Regions from separate parts of the Mus musculus genome. Here region 1 is linked to region 2. The links are chromatin loops, found by intact Hi-C in ENCODE. Cell type or tissue: left cerebral cortex. All regions are shown on one strand. Each heading gives the region's core, and the rest is flanking DNA. Links, peaks and the distances in the headings are about the cores only.

Region 1 (12,897 bases), core at 2,796-10,795, 430 kb after region 2:
CACCAAGTGCAGGGTACTCAGGTAGAAACTGTGTATAAAAGTTCAAGGAATGGAGAGTAAGGAGGGCTTCCTCCATGTTTTAATGATCTACTGTCTATATTTAGGAAATATGTTCTGAGGCTGTTGGTAGCTTCAGGAGCACACTGGCAAGACAAGTTAAATTGTTGGTCTACATATGAAGCCATGAAGAAGGAAGACCAAAATGTAGGTGCTTCAGTGCTTCTTAGAAGGGTGAACAAAATACTCACAGGAGGAAATATGGAGACAAAGTGTAGAGCAGAGATTGAAGGAAAGGCCATCCAGAGACTGCCCCCACGGGGGCGGGGGGTGGGGGGTCCATCTCATATACAGCCACCAAACCCTGATGTTACTGTGGATGCTGGGCAGTGCTTGCTGATATGTCTGTCTCCTGAGATGCTCTGCCAGAGCCTGACAAAGACAGAGGCAGAAGCTCACAGCCAACTATTGGACTGAGCTCAAGGGTCCCCGATGGAGGAGTTGGAGAATGGACTGAAGGAACTGAGGGGGTTTGCAGCCCCCACGGAGGGAGCAACAGTGTCAACAGGCCAGATCCCCGGAGCTCCTGGGGACTGCACCACCAACCAAAGAATACGTGTGGAGCAACCATCGTGCTGGCCACATGTGTAGCAGAGGATGGCCTTCTTGGACATTAGTGGAAGGAGTGGCCCTTGGGCCTGAGGGTGTCCGATGCCCCAGTGTAGCAAAATGCCAGTATGGAAGGACAAGAGTGGGTGGATGGGTGGATGGGTGGGTGGGTGGGGAGCATCCTCATAGAGACAGAGGGAAAGGGGGTAAGATAGGGAGTTTCAGAAGAGGAGACCTGGAAAGGAGAAAATATTTGAAATGTAAATAAAGAAAACATCCAATCCAAGAGGGGAGGGGAGGGGAGGGGAGGGGAGGGGAGGGGAGGGGAGGGGAGGGGAGGGGAGGGGAGGGGAGGGAAGGGAAGAGACACTATTGGTTTATGAACACATAGGCTGGCTTGGTGCAAAGCAATTCTATAATTTCTTTTAAATGGACACCAAGAAACTCTTAGTAAGGATCAGAAAGAAATATTTTATTTTGGAAAAGTTTTCAAGTTTACATAGGAGTTACAAAAATAGAGCAGATAGCTCATGTGTGCATACCCCCTATATCTCCACATGTTAGCATCTTACAATAGCATAACAAAGTCTTCAAAATCAACAGTTAACCCTGGTGCATTGCAATTAAATATAATTTGGACTTATTCACACTTAATCTCTTTTCCACTCATATTTAGTTGTTGGGGTTTTTTTCGTGTTCCAAGACTAAACCCAGGTAGAAAGAGGCATGAATACTTTTAATATTGAGATTCAAACAGCATAGGTTTCTGAACAATGAAGCTAATTGGTGCAAAGCATTAATGTGGGCAGAAATAAAATAAGCCGAGCATCTAAGAGTCATCTGGACACATCATAGTGTCAGGATGCTAGACAAATTAAAGAAAAAGTAAGCCAGATTTGCAGCCAGTCATTAATCTGTCTTTCCTTTGCCTAAGGGTACTCATTATCTCTCATTTTATCATAATGGTTAAATGTTTTTATTACGGATACATAATAATGTGTTGCTATAAGAAGTCTTTTAGTGATGCCTAGTTCAGTCATCTAGATTTTTCTACATGAAGGAAGACATAGGAAGAGGACACTATTTGATTTGGACACTAAATCTGTTTGTGAGAGGGGGCTTACTATGGAAGTCAGAGGAACAAAATTCATAGTGACCTGTTTCTGGGTGTCATAAGATCACCTGGAAGGCTTGCTAAAGTTCAGATGTGCCTCTCCCCAGGGCTTCTTGGTGGTGTGCTCACTGCTCACTCCACTAAGCTAATCTTCAGAGGTTCATGGCCAGGAGAAACCATGCAGCTGCGATCACAGGTTCTTAGAGTTGCTTACAAGTCAGATCAGTGATCCGGTAACTCTCACTCCAGCTCTATGTAAGGATGAAGTTAGGAACCAAACCAAGTATATCAGTCTCCACAATGTTTTTATCATCTGATTTTACCTTAAGACAATGCTTTAAAAATTAATAAAACATTTTTTGACAACAAAAGAGTATTTAAAACTAATCATGGCTAGTAATGAAGGCACATGCCTGTCTTTGCAACCCTTGAAAGGTAGATACAAGGATTAGGAGTTTAAAGTCATGCTTAGCCATTCTAAGGCCAGCCTGGGGCTACAAGAGACTGTCTCAACCATGTCTTTTAAAACAAACAAATAAGTAAACAAATAGGCAACCCACACAATAAATAAGTCTAATAAAATTTTGGGATTTAAGCTAGGCCTCCAATAAATTAATGCTGAGAAGGCTGGAGAGGTGGTTTAGTTGGTGCAAACATAAAGACCTGAGTTCGACCCCTGTAACCATACAAAACCCAGACATCCCAGCATGCATCTGTGATCCTAATGCCGGGGAGGCAGAGATAGGTGGGTCCACTTGGAGTTTGCTGGGATAAAAGTCTAGCTACATACAGTCCTTGTCCTTAGACAATCTCCCATCTCTTTACCTTCCTCCCCCACAAAGGCCCCCGTGGCTGTGTGAGAGCAATCACAAGACTTCATTTTATCTCTCTCCCAAAATGAATCTTAACTTTCTCTCAGTGTATTGTGAAACCAAAGCAACATGATCTTATACTTTATCATCTCTGTTACCGTGTAAGAGGTAAAAGAAGACAAGACTTTATCTCTAATTTGCCTGCTTGCTGTAGAAAATAAAAAGGATTTTCAAAAAAAAAAAAAGTGCCTGAAGGATAATAACAGAAGCTGCAAGAAATTTTTATTTTCTTTAATGGATCAGGAAAGAAAGAAAACAATCTTATTCAGAAGGAACAAACAGTATAAACCTTTGGTTCTGGTGAGCCTCAGCCAAATGATGAGGTATAGCTGGCACCATTGAAGAAACTCATAGAATGCTCTTGACGCTACTTCAGAGTGAACTCCCATTTTACAATAAGACTCTATGCTAAGATTGTTCTTGATCTTTAGTTAATGGCAGCAATAGAAAGTAAGTCATGTTTAGAAGGGAAGTTTATATCAATATGAGACCCCATTGCCCATGACTCCTCAATTCTCCAAAGCCCTGTTTTAATACCCTGGGTTTCACTGAAGGTACTACTGCTCACGGCTCATATGGAGCCAAGCTTAGTGCTGTTCAAGTGGAACTCTGGTGCCACTGTGAGTGTGACACGTTTCAGTACCTTGCTGATTAGGACTTTTTTTTCTGTATTTTTTTTTTTTTGAGAATTTCTTAAACACTTACTGTACTTATGAGGGATGCTAAATGGACAGAGCAGTGGTGTGTGTGCGTGCGTGTGTGTGTGTGTGTGTGTGTGTGTGTGTAAAATGATTACAGAAGAAGTCATGAATTTAAGAGGGAGTTCGGGCATGGGAAGAGTTAAAGGAAGGAGATGGATAGGTGGAAATGAAGTAGTACTTTTAAAGTGTGGTGAAATGGTGGCCGGATAAGAGAAGGACGGTGTGCCTGGGAACCGATGAAGGGAATGAATATGATCAAACCAGCTTGCCCAAAACTCTTATAGAACTAGTAAAATTTGTTTTAAAGAATTAGCAATCAGGAATAGGACAAAGAGAATAAATTAACAATAATTTCAACTTCAGTAACTTTGACCCATTGATCTGCATGCTGTGTGTGCACATGTATGTGTGTGCCAAAAAATTGTATAACAAAGTGCATCAACTTTTGAAAGATACAGTTAACCAATATCTTTCAAATGATCAGTAAATGCAGCTACATAGCACACATAGGTAAAAGGCAAGAGCAATACATTTTAATGTATGTAACAGACTATTAAAAGGTCATTGATATAATTTATGGAATTTTAGGGTGTTTTAGAGACAGAGTACTACTATATATCACTGGGTAGCCTGGAACTCACTGTATAGATCAGACGGGCCTTGAATTCACAGGGACCCACCCATCTCTGCCTCCCAAGTTCTGGGATTAAAGTTGGGCTTCACTATACCCAGCTGTCATGACAAGTTACCTTTAAAAAGCTTGCCACTTGCCAATTTTTGATGCAGTACCAAATATCAATAATTGTCTGAAATATCTCTTAGATATTCCTTTCTCAACTAGTTGCAAAATTAAGGCTAGATTTTCTTCATGTATTTCAACAAAGATTTCCTATCAATAAAGACTCTACGCAAAAATAGCTTTAATCCAGCTAAAAGTCCATAAAACAATATGACTCTTTGCAATTGTTTTTTGTGCTACAAAATGCAGTCATTTTCATAATGTATATAAATTCTTAAATAATGATTTTATTGCTACTATACGTAAATATATGCAAGCATTATAAGCCCTAATTTACATTTTTGCTTGTTTTGACAGTTATAACCACATAAAGTTTTCAATAACTTTTAAGAGTATTCTAAGACCCGAGATAATTAGCATAAACTAAATATTATTGTTTATTACCTTACATTTAAAATGTTTGTGTCTCTTGTCTGATCACAATGTATAGGTTAAATCTTAGAGAAAATATATTCTCATTGATGGATTTCCAAGTACTAGGACTACTTGGTAATGGATATATATACATTCTGGGGAATGTTTTAACTACACAATTTTATCAATGTGTACACAGCATAGTGTGTACTTACACAAATATTGGTGGCATATGGTAATCACTCAGCATGGTATTTTGATTTAATCAAGAGATATGATAAAACAGGAGACATATGAGTTGTACAGGTGTAACATGGCACACTGTTTTACAGAAACAAAAATGGAAATGGGAATACAATCTAAAAATTAAAAGTGTAGGAAAGCAAATATTTAAGCCAGCACTATTACATCTGCCAGTTAACATACAAGGTTTGTTGTTGTTGTTGTTGTTTTTAGTGTTGTCAAGGAATGAATAGTATCATAATCGTAATGTTGTAATTTTATATGACTGTCATCATGGTGGATTTACACCAGCATTGCCACAAACATAAATTATGTTCTGCTACAACTTAACAACAGTTACATCACTAACCAATAGGATTGGTTTCAGCTCCGTGGTGACTGGAGACCTGTAGCTGAGATTTCTCACTATGAAGTAACTGCCTACTTAGTGGCTCCAACAACAGACTTGGAAAGTGTCTTGGTTTACGAGTTTTTGTTCTATGACTATAAAAAAGGCTTTAGGAACCTGCTTCTACCTTGGAAAAGGGAATTTTGGGATGCCTGAACCTATGTTTCCAGGCCACTCATATTTGGCTCCAGAATAAACTGTCTCATTTTTCTCTAAGGTGAGAGCTGTGCGAATACTACCTTTGTTCAATTCATTAACATTTCTCACTCCACCCATCTTCCCTTAGTTTCTTCTTAAATAATAATAAATAACTTTTAAGAATTATTTAATGTAGCCGGGCGTGGTGGCGCACGCCTTTAATCCCAGCACTCGGGAGGCAGAGGCAGGCGGATTTCTGAGTCCGAGGCCAGCCTGGTCTACAAAGTGAGTGCCAGGACAGCCAGAGCTACACAGAGAAACCCTGTCTTGAAAAACCAAAAAAAAAAAAAAAAAAAAAAAAAAAAGAATTATTTAATGTATATGAATACATTGTAGCTGTCTTCAGATACACCAGAAGAAAGCATCAGATCCCATTACAGATGGTTGTGAGCCACCATGTGGATGCTGGGAATTAAGCTCAGGATCTCTGGAAGATCAGTCAGTACTCTTAATCACTGAGCCATCTTCCCAGTCCCCTTAAATAATTATTATGAGTATTGTTTTTTATGTGTAAATCAAGGAGACTGTAAATTCAGCTTTATGACAACCACTCACTTAGCATCTACAAAGCCTGAGTCAGGGCCGTAGCGCCTTAAAAATAAAGCAAAATGCCTGATCATTTTCTCCCTCAAAATCCACCAAGAGGACTACATCTTACACAAAACACAGCGTCTTTACAAAACCCTCACAGAATCTATTCAACTTCAAGCCTCTTCTTCTCTCCTAAATTTTCGTCTGACTTCTGGTGTCTGTGGTGTTTGAGTGGTAGACTAGTTTGCTGCTGCTAAGGGGCCTCGCAGCTGGCCGTTTCCATTGTCTGGTAGGCGTTATCAGTTTATCTCAGATGAAAGGATTTTCCTGCATTGCTGCATAAGCATTAAGTCTGAGACCAGTGAGAACGTTGGAAGTGTGATGCTTCTTTGCTCTCTTTTTAATCTTGTTCTGTTTAGAAATTGTTCTATTAGAAATAATGTACAGTCGGGAACGAACTCTGAATTTTGACACTTTCTTTCTTTCTTGGGGGGAGGGGAGTTCGAGACAGGGTTTCTCTGTGTAGCCCTGGCTGTCCTGGATCTCAGGCTGTAGACCAGGCTGGCCTCGAACTCAGAAATCCGCCCGTCTCTGCCTCCCTAGTGCTGGGATTAAAGGCGTGCGCCACCACCAGCGTCCAGCCTTGGCACTTTCTTACATAGCTAATCCATAAAGCAAAGCGCTAGTTCCGGAACTTGGCGGCCCCGGAAGTAAAACCGTATGACCCGGGTCAAAGACAGAGAGCACTTCCGTTTCCGTACAGCCGTAAACAACATGGCGAAGGCCGGCGAGAAAAGTGTTGGTGGCGGCAAGCGAGGCTTGAAGAGGAAAGCTGCCGCTGAAGAGCCTCAAGAGGCTGCGGCCGCGAGCGATGGGACGGCGGAGAGCGGGGTGCAGCCCGCGAAAGCGGCCGCCTTCCCCCCGGGCTTCAGTATCTCGGAGATTAAGAACAAGCAGCGGCGACACTTGATGTTCACGCGGTGGAAACAGCAGCAGCGGAAGGTACGCGCGCGGGGTTGGCGGGGCACGAGCGCAGGGGCGGGGCCGGGAGCGCGCGGGGCTGGGGGGGGGGCGACGTGCGCGCGCGGGGTTGAAGGGGCGGGGCCGGGGGCGCGCGGGGTTGAAGGGGCGGGGCCGGAGGCGCGCCCCCAGCCCCTCGCTTGGCTACGGGGTCCCCAGCGTCAGCCTTTTGCCGGATGAGCTTGGCGTAGGGGAATCCGGCCCTTGCCTGCTCCGTGGGTTGCACTCTCTGGGAAGCCGAGGGATTTGGAACCGACGATCCAGCCTCTGGCCGGAGATGGCAGAGGGTCCGCCCCCTGCCTTTGCGCATCCCGCCTGCCTAGCGTTGGTGGTAAACTCCAGGTCCTAAACGTGGCCCCAGACTCTTTCAAGGAACCATTGGTGAAGTTTCAGCACTGTGAAGTGTCTGTCATAGCTGTGTTTGCTCTCTTCCGCCTTGTGCTCGCACTGAAAACTAGACAGACTTGTAAGTAAGCCTTGCCCAGGATCATGAGGCTCATTTGTGTCTAAATTACAATTTTAAAAATTCCCTATTACAGCATACACAGCAACTAACACATGATTTTATATTTGTGTTCTCTTACTGGAGGACCTTGGCTGGATCTTTTCGTAAGTGCTAGGTCGCTACTGGAGTTCTTTTTATTTATTTATTTATTTTTTAAAGATTTATTTATATGAGTGCACTGTAGCTGTCTTCAGACACACCAGAAGAGGGCATCAGATCCCATTACAGATGTTTGTGAGCCACCATGTGGTTGCTGGGAATGAACTGAGGACTTGTGGAAGAACAGTCAGTTGTGGAGGTTTTTTGGTTTTTGTTTTTTTGTTTTTTTCAAGACAGGGTTTCTCTGTGTAGCCCTGGCTGTCCTGGAACTCACTTTGTAGACCAGACCTCGAACTCAGAAATCTGCCTGCCTTTGCCTCCCAAGTGCTGGGATTAAAGGCGTGCGTCACCACCGCCGGGCTTGATTTGCAATTTTGAGGGAGGAATGTCCTAAAAGCCTTTTTTTTTTGGACTGAAGATCAGTAGGCACTACAGAATGTGTCAGACATTTTGTCTAGATTCAGGAGATTATAGTGTATACTAAGTAACAACTGAACATGTTTGCAACTTCCTATTGACCTTAATAGGTAGTTTTGGTTATAACCTATAAGAATAACTAGTGGTGACCTTATTGGAAATGTCCTGAGAACTCATCTCCCATTTCTGTCTATTTTCAGTGCTTTTCAAGAGAAGTAACCATTATACCCATAATCTTTAGAACGCATCCACTAGGGGAAAATGTACTTGTTCATTCATACGTTTAATTAATTGGAAGTATTATAGTAAAAAATTAAAGTTACTGAAAGTTTAAATGTTCAGACTTAATGTTGATTTGATGGAAGCAAAACAAAGAGCAAGCTCTTTGTCAAATGAATCTTCTTGATTAGCCTGCCCATTTGTAGTTCAATATTTTAGCTATTAAAGAAAAATCGATAAGTCTAGTTGTGAGTGGGAGTATGCACCTGTAATCTAAAACACTAAGGAGTCTGAGGCAGGAGGATGGTCAGTCAGAAGCAAGCCTGGGCTATCTAAGCAGACCTTTAAAAAGTTTCATGTGCTTATTTTAAAAGGTTATAGTAATTTCTCAGAGCTGACTTGTAGTTTCAGTATGAGTTTATGAAATAACTACTGGTTTCTCAATATTGTTTGCTTTTATCTCAAAGGAAAAGTTGGCAGCTAAGAAAAAACTTAAAAAGGAGAGAGAGGCTCTTGGCGATAAGGTAAGTAAGGTTTATAGCCTTGTATTTTGTCTTATGAAGTATTTCCTGATACTGTGTTGGTTTCTTCTAAGACATTTCAGATGTATAAAAATAATGTACTAAATCCCTTTGTACTCTGTACCCAACTTAGCAAATAGTGGTGACAACTCGTCCCCTATTCTCAGTAGCTCGCTCAGATGGAGTTGCTGGACTTCCCTGAGCTGTGCCTTCCTAGGTGCTTTGTGTGCAGGTGGTAAGCGCGGTGTGCTCAGGAGGCAGGGAAAGCTCTCCCTGCTGTTGGAACTGGGAACTCCCACTTTAGGCTTGGGGTTTAACTCTTGTGACTTGAAGCTAAAAGAACTACTAAATATTCCTGCATTGTTACAAGACGAAAGTTTTCGTTTTTTAAAATTTTTACAAATATGCTTAATTCATAATTTAGCGTGTAAGATTTTTAAAGCCTATGGTTCTCCTCCCCTTTACCACCTATAAATACCAAGTGAGAATAGGATTTCTGAGAAAGATAAACATATTCAGGCTGTGTACAGACTAAGCATACTACTTTTCATGCACTGTCCAAATAGGATCAGTTTAAAACATCTAAAGTCATCAATATTAGATTATTTTGACCTTCAGCATTCTAATACATCATATAATCTTATCATCGGATTGCAGCAAATTCATGTGCAGGCCGGCCTTTAACACATCGCTGGCCCTGGGTTGGGGTGTATGTAGGCTTTCAGCTGGTATATACCACACCCTGCCTAACTGAACACAAAAAGTCAGATTTTGGACTGAAAGATGACTTCCTGGAATTATCTTTAAAGATTACATAAGAGTCAGCAAGAGAACTCGGTAAGGTAAAGGCACTTGCTGCCAAGCTTGGCCAGCTGAGTGTAATTCTAGAGCCCACTGGGTGGAAGGAGAGAACCAACTTCCACAACTGCACACCTTACACACATCCACATCGCCCATCCTGAGTAGCACCTCAGTTCACCGTTCCTTCAGGTCACTGTGTGGCATCTGTGTGTTCTCCTAGTTCTGCTGTACTCCTTGCAAGTATGTTGATACCATAAACTCGGCGGCATGATAATTCTGCATTATCTGGTCATGTGGTATGCAGGGTGTTATCTTGATGTTTGTTTCCATTACAAATGGCCACCACATAGACAATTTATTTCTTTCCATAAATTAACCCCAAACAGAATTACTGGGTCGCTGGATAGACTTGCCACGTTTCTGAGGAGATCGCGGGAAGTACAGAAACAGTCACCTGGATTTGCAACTAACTAAACTTTTTTTATTTCCATTCTGCTGACTCCCTTTACTGTTAGATATTATTTTAGACAGGGATAATTTTTGTGATTCCTGTCTTAGTTTTAAGTCACTTCATTCTGTATTTACCACGTATGTCTTCTCAGATTGTTAAGGGGTAGTGTCATTGCCCCCACTCTATTCCTAGGATTTAGTAACAGTGGTTGTGGATGGAAATAAGGACAGGTTGTTCTGAGGTTATTTGAAGAATGTCTTGTTTCCCCACAGGAATGTGAAGTTGTTAATATAAACTGCTTCTAACACTCGGTGTTTCCCCTCTTACTTAGGCTCCACCAAAGCCTGTTCCCAAGACCATTGACAACCAGCGCGTTTACGACGAGACCACAGTAGACCCCAATGATGAAGAGGTAATGTCAGAAACCAAATGTGAATGATCACCCTTGGTGTGTTGCTGTTTGACGTCGTGGTGGTCGCAAGATGTAGATATCTCTTCTCCCCTTCCTCATTGTCTCTTTCCCTGTCTCTGTCGTTAGGATTTGTCTAGAACATCTGATAATGCACGCAGTGCACCAGATGATGCAGTCTGGGGACCTGCATACATTACTTCACTTAGGTCTTCTTAAATATTAAAAATATGGTTTAGTAAATTTTGTATCTTCTCCATAGTGGTTTTACGTAAGTCTTCTTGGAGCTGCTCCTGCTGCCCTGCTTCAGTTTCCCTCTGGCACATGCGTCTCTGAAGATGGCTTTGTTTGCTAGTTTGTAAACATAACGCTTTGTTTGCTAGTTTGTAAACATAACGTTGATTCGAGGGTAGTGGTCCTCTAACCATAGCTTGCCTAACCTGGCTTCTTGTAGTTTATCTAAATATTAGCTTCATTTTACATTTTAGATAATTATTTCTCCAAAGACAGATTTATTTCTTGCTTTATTTTTTCTTTTGTTCTGACTGGAACTTCTGCTGTAATGTTGAGTGACTAGAAGAGGCAGTGCAGGGGTCCTTGAGTGTTCCTGATAAGAATCCTGCTGGTACCATCTCCTTGATGTGGATGTCGTCAGCAGTTTTTCTTATGCTTTACAGAAATCACACTTAGGCTTGGATCCATCATGAATGACCATAGAACCCTTTTTCTGAAAATGCTGAGATGCGTATGTGTTTGTTCCACATATTACCTTAATGCATCTATGGGTTCTCTAAAATTAGTTGAAAATAAGTATCTTGCATTCTTGGGATAAACTTATTCTGGTTATGATATTCATTATTTTTATACGTTGTTTTGGGTTGTTGATTTGAACTCATGACTAAAATTATAGTAATGTCTCCTTATGATTCCTAACATTTTTTCTCCTTTAAAAATAAAACCTCGTCGTTTTATCGTGCGAATAGAGATCATCCTGTAGCAAGGAGAGTGGGAGGAGGAGGAGCTAGGCCGGCCTCTGTTTGAAGAAAGCCCGTGTTTATTCTAACATTTGCTTTTCGTCAGTCTAAGTTTGTGTTCTCTCAGAGTAGTTTTTCTTTTATCTTTTCTACTGAATTTTGTTTCATTTCTATCTCCCTCTTGTTTCCTTCTACTTTCATTGAGCTTCCTCTATTTTTCATTTATCTATTTGCTCATTTTTTATTTTCTTTACTATGAGCCATAAAATTCCCTTTGAGTATCATTCTCAGCAAATCCCACAAGCTTGAAAATGAGCTGCTTTCACTGTTATATTTAAATCAGTTATTTTTATAATGGAATATTTGTTAATCATTTATTTGTCTTTTCAATTAAAAATTTTAATTGGCATGTTCATAAGTCCATAATTTAATATGTTTACATACCATTCCTGATGATTACACTGTAGTAATTAACATTTACATCTCAAATATCCTTGTGTGTGTGAGAACCTTCAGTCTTCTCTACTTACTTTTAACATAGGATAACTAACTAGTTTAACATAGGATAACTAACTAGGTTCCAGTGATCTTACCCTGCTCTGTTATGTAATAGAAAATTAGCTTTTCCTGTCGTTAGCACTCACCCAGCCCCTGGCAGACCCCATCACCCACCACATCTTATATCATTAGTTTTCTCCAATGCCCAGTTCCTGTGCTTATCTCTGGCTTTTTCTGGCTCTCACCAGGTCTGAACTTTCTAAGGAATCATAGACTTCACTTCTGTGCTAACGCGTGTGCAAAGCTCTGGTTTCCCATCTGCTGCCTTACATGGCCCGTGCATTTGACAGCTTGTTGGGTTTTTTTGGTTGTTTTGTTTTTTGTTTGTTTGTTTTCTATTTTTTACTTTAGTCAAGAATTTTGGATGTTTTTTGTTTTGAGTCTTGTTGCTGCTGTTTGGTGTGTGTGTGTGTGTGTGTGTGTGTGTGTGTGTGTGTGTGTGTATGTGTGTGTGTGTGTGTGTGTGTGTGTGTATGGGGGTGGTGTATGGAGGAGGAGCTGGAACTGGAACCCAGACCCCTGCAAGTGCTAGGCAGAGTCACTCCAGCCCAAGGGTTCTCTAACTTCCCTTTCTAATTGACCTCAGCTCATTGATTTTTATGTATGCTAACTTGAAAATATTATAGATTTATTTGTGTTAATTTTATTGTGCCTGTTTGCTTACTTTGAGTTTAGTCCTTTTCAGTTAAAGAGAGATTTTTGGGCTGGGCGTGGTGGCATACACCTTTAATCCCAGCACTTGGGAGGCAGAGGCAGGCGGATTTCTGAGTTCGAGGCCAGCCTGGTCTACAGAGTGAGTTCCAGGACAGCCAGGGCTACACAGAGAAACCCTGTCTCGAAAACCAAAAAAAAGGAGAGATTTTTAAGTCCTGGCATGTAGTCTGCTCTGAGGAATGGGCAGTGTTGCCTTTGAAAACCTGTGCTTCCTATTTTGGAAGGGCTTGTTGTGATCTCATAGGCTGCTCCCATCTTACATATTCTTTCTGCATGTGTGTTTCATTGTTCCCGAAGAAAGAACATGCATGCTATACCTCTCCGCTGTCTGCCTCTTCCAGTGCGTTGAGTTTTTACCTCCTAGTGTTTATTCTTTTGTTAGCTGCATGCATTCACAGTTATA
Region 2 (12,897 bases), core at 2,061-10,060:
CTTGAAAAATATAGAAATACATAAAGTAAAGGAGGGAAAAGGCAGTAGGTAGCATTGCTCCCCTTCTCTTAGCTCAGTACAGAGATCCGCTAGGAATAAATCATACATGGTCAAACAAAGGAAGGTTCTTTGAAGTAGGATCTCACTATGTGACCCTGGCTGGCCTTGAACTTACTATGTAGACAAGGCTGTCTTAACTCCTCACTGTTGGGAGTATAGGGTATGCCATCATACAGCTGCTTCAAGAAGGAAAACACTAATGCCAGAGAGAAAGGAAGGCAGTCAAGCATACAGAAAAAGACAGACAGACAGACAGACAGACAGAGACAAAAAGACAGACAAGAAGACAAAAAAAAAAACAGGTTAATTTTAAGTAATACACTCATTAGTAGATTAAAATAAAACAATGTACCTTATTGTGTAACTTATTACTTTAATATAGGTGTCCTTTTAGGTTGGTATCAAATGAAAAATGTCACTGGATTGTTCTCATGGCCCCTCTAAATTCATAAGTGGGAAGATAGCAAAGAAAGGTTTTATGGAAGACCATTAAGAAAAGGGCATCTCGTCTGTTAGACCTATGCTGTTAAATGCAGAAAGCGATAGATGTGACTGTCCTCTCACTCTAGATGAACTGAAACTAAGTTACAAACTCAATTTGTGTGGTCACAGTAGTTCAAGTCCTTCATGTGGCCAGGTGTGGTGGTGCACGCCTTTAATCCCAGCACTCCGAAGGTAGAAGCAGGCAAATATCTGAGTTCGAGGCCAGCCTGGTCTACAGAGTGAGTTCCAGGACAGCCAGGGCTACCCAGAGAAACCTTGTCTCGAAAAAGGGGGGGGGGAGCTTCATGTGACTAGTGAGTGACACTGGATATCATAGACACATAGATGCAGACCCTCCCCACCCTTGCAGAACGCTCGCAGGGGGCTGAGCTCCCAAAACTCAGCCTGGAATGTTTATCTTGCTTGGAAATTGATACTGGATTGATAATTCACCATCCAGAATGCATGGTTGAGAATGAGACAGAAAAAGATGGCCACCAGATCTGAAAGGCTCCCTCAGTTCCCACAGGCATGGTCCACTGGTTGCACTGAGCCCAGAATATCTCCAGAAAGAGAAGACCGGGGAGCAGAGGACACCTGCCTCCCGGAGAGTCTGCATTGAGTTTTGTTTCTTGCTGGGTGCTTTGCTCAGAAGATTCTAGAATAGTACTCAAACAAATGCCACTAAATTGCAAGAATGCACCACGTCCTTTTAACCATAATCCCACTGCGACACTCAAGCTGCTTCTTGGTAGTTGACTAACAGCACTGTTATAAATGTTGGCCTATAGATGTCTTTTCTACTTTTCAGGATGAAAATCTTCAGGACACAGTGCAAGGAATGGTTCTTCTGACTCATAAGGCTACGAGCATCCATAATTTAATAAGTACCGTGAATGACCTTTCTGAAGAGTTAGACCAATGTACCCTGTCTGATGGCGGAGCAAAGGCCCTCTTAGGCCATGCTAGGCCCACAAATGAGAATTATCCATCTTATTAATTTTTGCCAATAGGATAATTTTCACTTGCTGTTGCCTCATCATTAGTAAAGCCAAAGATCTATTTGCATGCTGATTGGCTATTTGAAGATCTAGTAAATAGTCCTGTTTTATGCATTTTGCCACGCTACCTGTGGGTGTTTATAAGCTGGTTTGACTTTTGTTGACTGACTGCTAAGAATGATTGGTTTACCTCTGTTGCTTTTTATGTGATGGGCACTGAATGTCAGTCTTCCTCAACACTCTCCCATGTGCTCAGCACCTGCCTTGCCTGCTCAACCCCCAACTACTCAAATCCCACTCCTGCCTGCTAAACTCAATTCTTTACCTGCTTAACATCCTCACACCCATTCTGCTTTGAATTTTCTTTAAGGTCTCTTTTGGCATTCCTAAATTTTTCTCTAGGCTTTTTGGTTTTGGTTGGTTGGGTGGGTGGGTGTTGTTGTTGTTGTTGTTGTTGTTGTTGCTGTTGTTGTCTTGGGGTCTTGGTTGGTTGGTTGGTTGGTTGGTTGGTTGGTTGGTTGAGGTTGTTGTTGTTGTTTGGGGGCTTTTGTTTGTTGTTTTTGTTGGTGATGGTAGTTTTGTTGTTGCTGTTGTTGTTTTGTTTTTGTTTTTGAGATGTGGTTTCACAGTGTAGCCCAGACTAAGCTGGCACTCCCAACAGTCTTCTTGCCTCAGCTTCTTGCATGCCAGGATTATGGGGAAGAACCACTAGCTATACCCAACTTTAAACTTTCCTGTAACAGTCTTTCAAGATTTCCCTTTTAGCTCTCTTGGTCTTTTTAAAGATATTGTTTCCCCGTCTGCAATTACAATCATCTTCCTTCCTGCATTTCCTTTGTCTTAATATTTCCCTATGTTATATACCAAACTGTAACCTGCATGGGATTTATTTTGTGTACGATAAGAAGTAAGATCCCTTTCTTTTCTTCTATAAATAACCAATTGTTTGAACATCGTTGCATTCGTTACTTTTTGTTGCTGTGACAAAATACCATGACCTAAAGGCACTCATAGAAGGAGAAGGTGTTCTGGCTTATGGTCCGTAGTGGGGGAGAAGGCCAGACTCGGTTGCTAAGCAACTACGCACCCATGGCTCACAGCATGGTGAATGTCTGTCTACCTCTGTTGCCTCTTCTGACACATATTCCTCAATGGAGACACTGCCTCTGCCCATGGCAGGGCAACGCATGAGCTGATGGACAGCCCTTCAGATCAGTTTACTCAGATAAAGGTCATAACCTCATCGGCATCAAATTCCATCTCATCTATCAACAAGCCGTAGAATGGCCAAATGTTAATCCACTTTCCTAGAGCTGCTGAAATAGTACTAGCTCCTGAAAACCATCCCAGCACATGAGACAAGCCTCCTAAGGGGACGCCATCCCTGCCTCCCACGCTCCTTGGCATGGCAGCTGTTATGTGTCCCCTGCTCTTTCATCAGATCTCACGTCTTCCGTCACACCCTGGGGCCCTTCCTCTCCCCTCTGGTTATAATAACTGTTCTTGGTGGGACCAGACCTCGGTTTCCCAAAGAACTTGATACTGCCCCTCCCTGTCAGTGGTTGTTCCAAACTATTGTCACCCATGCGCAAATGAGGAGTCTTCATCGTTAAGGCAGAAAGGAAAAAAAGAAATCTTACTCTCTCCACATTACCACCACTTCATTTTGTCTCTTCCCCCAGCTCTGAAAAGTGTCTGCACCAACTACTGCTTTTTTCCTCTTCGAGACTCACTAATAGAATTCCCTCAGACTGCTCAAAATTTGACTGTGGTCACCACTAACCTCCATGTTTGCCTAAAACAACAGACAGGTTGATGCTCTACCCCCAGCAGCAACTTCCAGCACAGTACATCAGTCTGTGGCTGAGGTAACCTCATGTGGCTTCAGGGACCCCCAACCCCTGCTGTTTTCACTGGGCACCACCTGTCTCTTCTCAGTCCTCTTCAGAGAATCCTCCCACCTCCCCATTCTTACCTGCAGGAGTGGCCCCTGGGCTCACAGGGTCCCAGAAACTCCAGTCTTCTCTTACAAACTTTCGACATAGTCCTGTCCAGCTCTATTCCTTGAAATGCCTTACAGCCTCCACATCCAACCTCAACTCTGCTCTCAAACCCATATGTACATCAAAAACACTCAATATCGTCACTTGGATAGCTAGTCAGTACATCTACCTAGCATATGCAATATCAAAGCACAAAAACAGGGGGCTGGAGAGGTGGCTCAGTGGCTCAGAGCACTTGGTCTTGCAAGAGGACCCACATTCAATTGCTAGCACCCACATGGAGGGTAACACGTGTCTGTGACTTCAGCTGCAGGAGATAAGACACCTCTCCTGACCTCTCTGGGGTCCTGAATGCACATGGCGCAAAAACATACACGCAGATATATACATATATGCACGTAAAATAAAGTAAGCATTTTTTTATGTGTATGACTGTTTTACTTGTATGTATGTCTGTGCACTGTGTGCATGCAGTACCCTTGGAGGCCAGAAGAGAGTGTGTGTCTCCTGGAACTGAAGGTTATGAGCCTCCATGCGGGTGATTGGAATAGAACCTGGGACGTGTAGAAGAGCCACCAATGCTATTAACTGCTGAGCCATCTCTCCAGTCCTTAAAATAAATACTTTTAAACCCACACAACAGGCCTGCAGAATCCAAGCATCCCTCCACACCCTAGCTGACCAGTCCTGCTTCTTGCCTCAGTTGCCCTAAAAACCATCTCACCACTTTCCACTCTATGCCACATTCTCTCTTCTCAACTCTAGTCCCCTCCAGTGGTTCTGAGTCCTTTCAAGTTACTAGTCAGACTACAAAAGTCTCAAACTTTTCCAGTGACATCTCATTTACTAAAGTAAAACTCTTTCTTCTCGAACCCCATAAAGTCTCAATCTGAGCAATGACCCACCATCCAAATTCATCTCTTATAACTACTGTATCACTTATTTTCCAATAAAAATTTATCATGTAAATAGATTAATAAGTAAAACTGTGGTCTATCATCCATATACACATCAAACTAATTTTTATTCCATGATCTTTGTTCCTGCTCCCCGCTCTGCTGACACACTGATTCACAGATATCTGCTGTCACACTACTCACAGATATCTGCTGACACACTACTCACAGATACATGCGGACACACTACTCACAAATATCTTCTGACACACTGATTCACAGATATCTGCTGACACACCACTCACAAATATCTTCTGACACACTGATTCACAGATATCTGCTGACACACTACTCACAAATATCTTCTGACACACTGATTCACAGATCTACTGACACACTGATTCACAGATATCTGCTGACACACTACTCACAAATATCTTCTGACACACTGATTCACAGATATCTGCTGACACACCACTCACAAATATCTTCTGACACACTGATTCGCAGATATCTGCTGACACACTACTCACAGATATCTGCTGACACACGGTCCTAAACCTTGTCTAACATATAATAGGTGCACAGTGTTTGTTGAAGAAATAAGCAAATAAATGTTCATATGTAAACTTGTTCTGAACTTAAATAAACATTTTAGCTTAACGAACATATAAATGGCCAAGTGATCTTCATGTGCTACTCACTTTCCGTTGTTTTACAGAGTCCAATTTTATGAGCCAATATGAAGCCACTTTTGTTTTATAATGCTTCCAGTTATCCATGATCTATTGGGGGAGAGAAGTTAACAAATTTAGGCTAGAATGCTCACAGAGAATAGTGAATGACCCTGTTATCCATGACTGTATTCATCCGTGCAGTGACAGCACTATGAGAGCACTACTTATAATAACAATTCTACCATTCATAGAAAGATACCTGCAGAGATTTAGACAAGTCAGAGGTTCTAAACCTGAGCCCATTTCTTTCTCTCCAGTAAGAGTAATATCACTCAGAGAGTAAAAGCCAGAAATCCTTGGATACACACATTTTAGGTAGGACTCCAACACAGATTTTTCTATCTTTACTCACAGGGCTGTGTTACCCACATAGTGATAGAATATTGAACAATACATTCAAAGTCAGCCTATATTCAATTAGAGTTCTACTAGCCCTTTGTTTTGTATTACCTACAGAATTCTACAGAATTCCTCAGTATACACCCTAGTAATGGATACTGTAGCAAGCATTCAAGTCTGGAACACAGCAGAAATACAGCAAAGAATCTAATGCCTGACATTAATTATTAATTACGTTTCATTGATTGTATAAGCCTAACAATCTTCTTTATGGAAGAATCGCAATAGCCACATACATTAGTGTCTCTCTCTCTCGTTTTCTAATTAAAAACAGCAGACCTCAGTGGAACCAAGGTGATCGCTCAGTGGCTAAGAGCACTCGTTCCTCTTGTAGGGAACCTGGGTACAATCCCTAGCACCCACTTGGCCACACATAGTCTATGACTCCTGTCCTAGGGGCTGTGATGCCGTCCTTGACCTCTGAGCAGCGGGCACACATGTGGTGCACATACACACACGGAGGCAAATATTCAATAAAAGAAATAAATTCGAGAAGAAAATATCAGATCATAAAAGACAGACAAAAATGATGTGCCTGCTTCAAAGTTACTGGCTTTTCTTAGAAATAAACATTATCAAAGTGAGTGGAAACATTTCCAGGCTGGCGATGAAGCTCGTTGGCCAAAGATGCTTGCTGCCAAGTGTAACCTTCTTCTAATCCCTGGGACCAACACACATAAACACACTAAATAAAAAAAAATGTAAAACATATCTATCACAATGCCTTATAAAATTTTCAATTTTCTTTTGTTGTAACAAGCTCCCTGACAAACAGCATCTAACTTTCACTTTTGAAAAAAAAAACAAAAAACAAAACAAAACTTAGCACAAAATTCAAAAGACTTGGATACTTAACGATAATTCTCTAATAACAATAATATGATGCCGTTGCAGATTTTTGCAGCAAGAAATCTTTCTCTTGTTTCGTTATTTCTATGCACTTGTTTCATATCATTGGATGAACAATAAGAGGACCCAGTGAGAGCTTTGGTTCTTATTCTACATATGACCACTAGATGGCGCCTTGTCTTCTGGGGAAAAGAAAATCACAAGCCACCAACCCGACCCTCAAAACGTTCTGTGGCCGATGGATGACCTAACTGTGGGCATTTATAAAGCGTGTTGGGCGGATAAGAGAAACCTTGAGTGAAGAAATGTTCTTCCATCAAACCATTCCCGTGACCTTGGATTTCTTTTTAAGAGAGGAGCAAGTCCTGACTGCGGAGCGTTTGAACATCTGCCACCCAAACGCTCCACTAGGTGGCGGGCGTGAAAATAACTCATCCAGGCTGTTTCAAAACGTGATTTTCCAGGCATCACCTGTAATTCATCTTGACATTTTATACCAAGGCGCTATTTTCATCCTGTCTCTTTTCATCTTAAGCTCTTCAACTTAGTTTTTAAATAGAAGAGTTTACCCTGATATTTCTTTGATCATGAAGAACAGTTATTATTTGATGCTAATTATTCTTACTTGAAAGCCTTATTATATGATAAAATGTTCCTAATAACTAAAATGAATTCTTTTACTTTGTAAAGTTTCTGGGGGCTAAAAGCAATATCAATTACATTTCCTATTCAATCAATTATAATTTGATCAGAAAATACATTTTTTGTATGTGTGTAGATGTATAGGAGGCATGTGTGCATGTACATATGTGTACAATGCACATATATGCTGGTGTTTATGTGTGTGCACATGTGTGTGCATGCATGCCTGTGGAGGTCAGAGGTCAGGCTTGAATGACGTTTCCCTGGGAGCTGCGGCTCACCTCTGGGAACTCTCAGGAGTCTTCCTTCCTCTGCCTTTCCAGTACTGAGGTCACAGCTGCAGGCCACCATGCCAGCTCTTTATGTAAGTTCTGAGGACCCAGCCTAAGACCATGCTGGCTCAGGAAGGGTTTTACCAACAGATCTATCTCCCTGGTCCCAGGCAATACATTTTAATGCTCTCAGAAGAGTAGACAGATGCTCTTTGGATTTTATACAAATACTCACATCTTCTATCAGGAGCTCCGACTCTGCGTCTGACTTCCCCGGAAAGCGGATTCTCATGTCCTTGAGGACAAACAAGGTCTGACTGGTGAGGTCGTCTTCCTGCTCTTTGGTTTTCAATTGCCGCAAAGACTCGTTCTTAAATTTGAAAGAATACAGACACATGGAGGGGGTCTTATTCCACTGTACCAGTATAATGTGAAAGATAGTTTCAGGTAAAAGGGACACATTGTTAATTTTTTAAGTGGACATTTATTTGCGAATGTTTAACATTAAAATGGTTATTATTTGTAAGAATGTCTTTTGTATTTTCTCCTGGTTGTATTTTATCTTGCTCGGGATATAAACATTACCTATGAGTAATTCAAAAGGACTTCCTAATTTGTTTCACTTGCCACCGATTCTTGGATTGGATAGTAAGATCAGTCATCATTATGAAGGGAGTGAATTCAGTTATATCTCCAGAGTTCTCCCACTGGAAAGACTCGTTCTTAAATTTGTTAATGTTAATGAAACAGAGACTTTATATAACTCTCTGGTCTAGCTCCAGCAAAATATAATAAAACCACCGACTTTCTCAATTGTAAATTTCTCTAGTTTATGCTGAAAAGGAGATATTCCTTGTTAATATAATCTGCAGAAAGCATTCTAAACAGCATCACGCCTAGGCTCGATGAGTAGAATTTTTTAAACCAGTTTTTAAACTATTGGAGTCTAAAAGAGGCATTTTCCATACACTAATTGTGCTTGTTTCTATAGGAGATTGAGATATTGCAAGAAAAAGAAACGTGTTTATAAAAACGATTACCAACAACGTTATCCTCCTGCATCAGGAAATGATTACCAACAACGTTACCCTCCTGCATCAGGAGATAGAGAACAATGCAGTTTCCCAGGGTCATGACTGAATTACAGAAGGGATTGGGGGTTCCGTCTCCCCATCCTCTCAGCTGATCCCCTCTCCAACTGCATCGAGTACAGTGTTCCTCAACTTCAGAAGGACACAACCCACTGATAGCTTACCAGAGTGTTGGTAGAGCCGGTGTCACTGCCGTGAGGCAGGTGTCTCGCGTAGGATGAAGCGCGGTTTAAGGAATGTGACCGGGACGCTGACGTTGGTCTTGCTAATGGTATCACTTGTTGAGAAGAAAAGGGGCGCACATCCCCTCTGGAAGGTAAGTGAGCAGAGATGGACCGAGGGCAGCTGACCGAACGCCTCATGGAATCTAGCGATGATGGAGAAGTGGTGCTGTTAGTACGCTTTTCTGCCTAGTAGGTCTCCACAGACTAATGCTTAGACCCCAGTGGTGGCTGGGTGACAAAGGTCAAGTCTAGACACCATCGCTAGGAGAGAAGTTCTGGTGTGTAAAGAACACTTCTGCTGGGAAAACACTAAAGAAGACGTCAGTGCTAAGTTCTCCAAGTGTGATGTTAGAGACACAGAAGGAAAGAGACAAACACCCATGAGCATATAGGTCCTTCTCTTTGATGTCACTCTTATAGAAACCTGGGCAGAAGGGGTGTGTGTGTGTGTGTGTGTGTGTGTGTGTGTGTGTGTGTGTGTGTGGAAATGCAGGAACACATATGCCACAGCACGCGTGTGGAGTTCAGAGGACAACTACAATTTTCAGTCCTCGCCTTCAGCCTTGTTTGAGACAAAGTCTCCTCATCGTTCATCATTTACTGCTGTAGATGCAAGACTAGTCGGACCCCCAGCGTACAGGGAACCCCCTGTCTTCACCTCCAATCTTTCCATAGAGACACAGGAGCTACAGACATGTCACAGCACCCGGCATCATCTGAGTTCTAAGAATCCAAACCTAGGCCCTCACACTTGCATGGCAAGCACTTCACACACTGAATGATCTTCCTGGCCAGGAAAAGGGATTTCTATTGTCTAGACTATCAGAAGAGCCTTCCCAAAGTCACACAGCAAGGTGGTGGCCAAGGTCAGCCAACACCTCAACCTTTTGAATGCTAAAAGCCTCCGCTTCTTTGTAAGTCCACAATGCTATCTACTAACCTTGGGTTAAAACTAGCTATTAGAGTCTCTGTGTAGGTCAGAAATTAACCATTTTAAAGTATCACAGAAAAGAAGAAAACAGAACAGAGAGTGGCCAGGGTAAATAGATAAGGGACAGAATTCAGGGCTTCTTATGGAAGTCACAGAACAGAACAATATGAAGGTTATTCTAATGTAAATAATAATTCACTATTAAAAGGGCTGCAGCAAAATTGGTAGACTTACACACACACACATACACACACACACACACACACACACGGAGTGGGGGAGGGAGGGAAGGAAAGAGGGTGGGAGAGAGAGAGAGAGAGAGAGAGAGAGAGAGAGAGAGAGAGAGAGAGAGATTTCAATAGCAAAAGATTTAAGTGAAGAAAAAAATGAAGTCAAAGAATAAGACTGTTATCAAAATAAATATCTAAAAAAATCATCAAATATTTGCCCTTGTGCATGCTGGGAACACTGATGAAAGAGAAGCAGCATCCCTGGTAAGCTGTGGCTCCAGACCTGGAAAAAAGAGAGTTGCTCAACACCACCAGCATTTTAATCTTTTCTTCTGCTCATTTTTCTAGATCCTCTATCCTGGGTTTGTTCTCTGCTTGGAGAATATGTCAATCTCCATTAGTTAAATAAATTACTAAAACTCACATGAAGCCGGGTTGCATACCCAAAGGTCTCTCTTCATCAGCTGTTGAAAAGAACCCAAAACTTCATAAATGTGATAGATATAAATGTAGGTTTAGATGAGCACTCCTAAAAGATACTGTGAGTGTGTGGTAAATGTAGTATTGTTTCTTTATGTTCTGGGGAGAATAAAAATACATACTCATCTAAGCTTTAGAAGATGCTGTTTAAAAACAAAAGACTTTTGCTGCAAGTCTTAGCATCTTTCTGTATTTGTAATGCACAGCACTTTTTAGACGCACACTATATGGGAACATGTCACTGGTCAGTCTACCTTTAAAAGATATTAGTTACAAAGGTCACATAATTGACATACAACAATACAAAACTCATGGAAGGAGGAAGAAGAAGAAGAAGAAGAAGAAGAAGAAGAAGAAGAAGAAGAAGAGGAGGAGGAGGAGGAGGAGGAGGAGGAGGAGGAGGAGGAGGAGGAGGAGGAGGAGGAGGAGGAGGAGGAGGAGGAGGAGGAGGAGGAGGAAGAGGAAGAGAATTCTAAACCATATACTCCCAGCTACACTGTTGGTCTTTCTTTACAGGTCTTAGGTAAGGATTGAATAATGAGAACCTGCTCGTGGGGTAGAAGGAAAATATCATCGTCTCAGTCACCTTACTTTCTCCCTTATCACCTACATACCTGGAAATTCAGACAAGAAAACTAAAGTAGTTAGATACACCGGTGATTCTGAGTAGATTAGGTTGTGACTTCCACCTATAAATGATGTGAGAGAAAAAAGTGTTTATGTTGCTTTGTGAGGCATTAACAATACCAAGCCCACTGTCTACACAAGAAAGTGTCACTCCTGATCTGGACTTTGCCCTTGGTCATTAGAGAATCTGTGGCTATGGGGCTCCTGGTTTAAGATTAAAGAGAGAATATAAAATAAAGTAAAACCCTTGGTATAATTCCCACCTAAAGATACAATAAGAAAATAAATATGTAATTGAATTGGGTTGACTTAAAATAAAGATTCCTACACAAAAACCTGTTTTAATTCTGCTTCCCACTTTATTATGCTACTGTCTAATCTTGGTTCTTGAACCTACTGGTCCCAGAGCATAGAACAATCTCAGAGCTGTAAAACTCTCAGGATCTTTTCTCTCCCTGGCCCATACCCTTCATCAGTCCATGCTATTAAATAATAGACACATTAGTTGACAGGCCAGGGATCAAAATCCAGCAAAATTTGGACATAAAATGTCAGCTTCCAAAATAAAAAACCGAGTCATATTTATCCAGAGCTGCATTTACAAAATCTTTCAGGAAAGGAAGCAAAAGAGAGTTGCAGCTATCAATCACTGGTGCTAGAGAATGTCAATCAATAAGGTGGATTCCCTGCTAAATCCACGGACCTTCCATGACAGGGGCAGTGGGGGCAGGTATCTCAATGGAATGCTTGGAGAAAAACAAAAGATTGCTTCTCCGGATTCTTCCTTTGATAAGTTCTTCACTCCTTGGGTACTTTACTCCGAGCCTCACAGGCCAGTTTTAACACACATACCAGGACCCTCATGTGCTAACCACTGCTGGGAATCAGCTCTGTAAAAGCTGCAGCCTGTTCACTACACTACTGAGCTGGAGAATTTGGTGGACCCTTGAGACACTATGCGCTGTGCAAAAGAGCGTATGGCATGCCCCTGAAGACAGTCCTACTTCTGAGGTAGCAGCAAGAAGGTGTATTTCAAGAAAAATCTGGGGGGAAAAAATGGAGATATTGGCTTGGATGTTTAAGGGTGAGTGGCAAATCAGAGGCTGGATCATGGTCACTGGCACTGAGGGAAGGAAAGAAAGGAAAAGAGAGAGAGAATGCAGATAGCTGGAGGGAGCAAGATGGAAGAAGAGTTGGTTGCTTTCCTAAATACCTGTCATGTACCCAGAGTCCTGGTTAAATGCTTGCCCAGAATAAAAGCTAGAAGGAGCAAAATGTTAACTACTTCCCAGTTCTGGGCTCAAAGAAATATCAAGTCAAATGCCTGGAGAGATGTTTAAAACCAAGTAACAGTACCAAACAAGGTAGGTGGTAGGCAGAAACTGAGTCAGGCATGATGTGGGCTTAAAAGAGAGCACATTCCACCTAAAAGCCTTACGGCACATCCACAAAACCCAGGCCACAGCTTAGCAAACACACTATGGGACACGGGAGGAAGGAAGGGTCCTCAATTCGGTCCACTCCCTCCTTCCAGAAGTTGAGAGGGTTTGAGGGATGGACCCAGCTCTGGCCAGAGAAAGACAGGGTGAACACAGGTTTCCTCACACAGGACAATGCTTCTTTTGGCCCACGGACTTTTTATTGAGTTCAAGAGTTTCAGTTCTATAGTTCTTCCTCTAACGATGTAGGAGAGATTGACTTACTGGATTGCTGGATTATCTTGCAGTGACTGGTGTGCTTAAGGCTATATGGGACTTGGTCTAGTCTCTTCTGACACAGCTCTTTTTCGTTCTCATCCAGCTCTGAATTGCTGCTGCTGCTGCTGCTGTCGTAGCTGCTGTCACTGCTACCGTAATACTTCTGCTTCTTCGTGACCTCTGCACACTCTGGCATGCAGCACAGGGGCTGAAACAGAGGGACGTGTTTGGTTAGAATCCCACTGCACAGGGCGCACCGTTTTCAGACCCCACCC

Evidence for each region. Peaks named below come from ENCODE experiments on the same cell type or tissue, not always from the same donor. Only the 100,000 strongest peaks of a DNase experiment are listed, where the experiment ranks them.
Region 1: a loop joins it to region 2, with 2.3 times the contacts of the local background. A loop is called at or near these places in 3 of 42 quality-filtered maps.

What each region holds. Positions count from the first base shown.
Region 1 is chr3:146,515,080-146,527,976 of GRCm38, reverse strand. Rpf1 (ribosome production factor 1 homolog) reads left to right here and starts at 6,554. Exons shown (of 9, transcript NM_027371.3): 1 at 6,554-6,808; 2 at 8,534-8,590; 3 at 10,171-10,251. The coding sequence starts at 6,581. In left cerebral cortex, for the core only: CTCF peaks have their summits at 7,536 (motif pointing right) and 8,853; DNase peaks (open chromatin) are centred at 6,518, 7,199, 7,528, 8,799 and 1 more place; H3K4me3 peaks cover 1,970 bases; H3K27ac peaks cover 1,556 bases.
Region 2 is chr3:146,939,909-146,952,805 of GRCm38, reverse strand. Ttll7 (tubulin tyrosine ligase-like family, member 7) reads right to left here. Exons shown (of 21, transcript NM_001357217.1): 15 at 12,629-12,830; 16 at 8,598-8,800; 17 at 7,578-7,712; 18 at 5,148-5,228. Among named protein-coding and RNA genes, the nearest start is that of Ttll7, 94 kb to the right of the region's middle. In left cerebral cortex, for the core only: CTCF peaks have their summits at 6,574 (motif pointing right) and 6,777; DNase peaks (open chromatin) are centred at 6,655 and 6,793; H3K4me3 peaks cover 575 bases.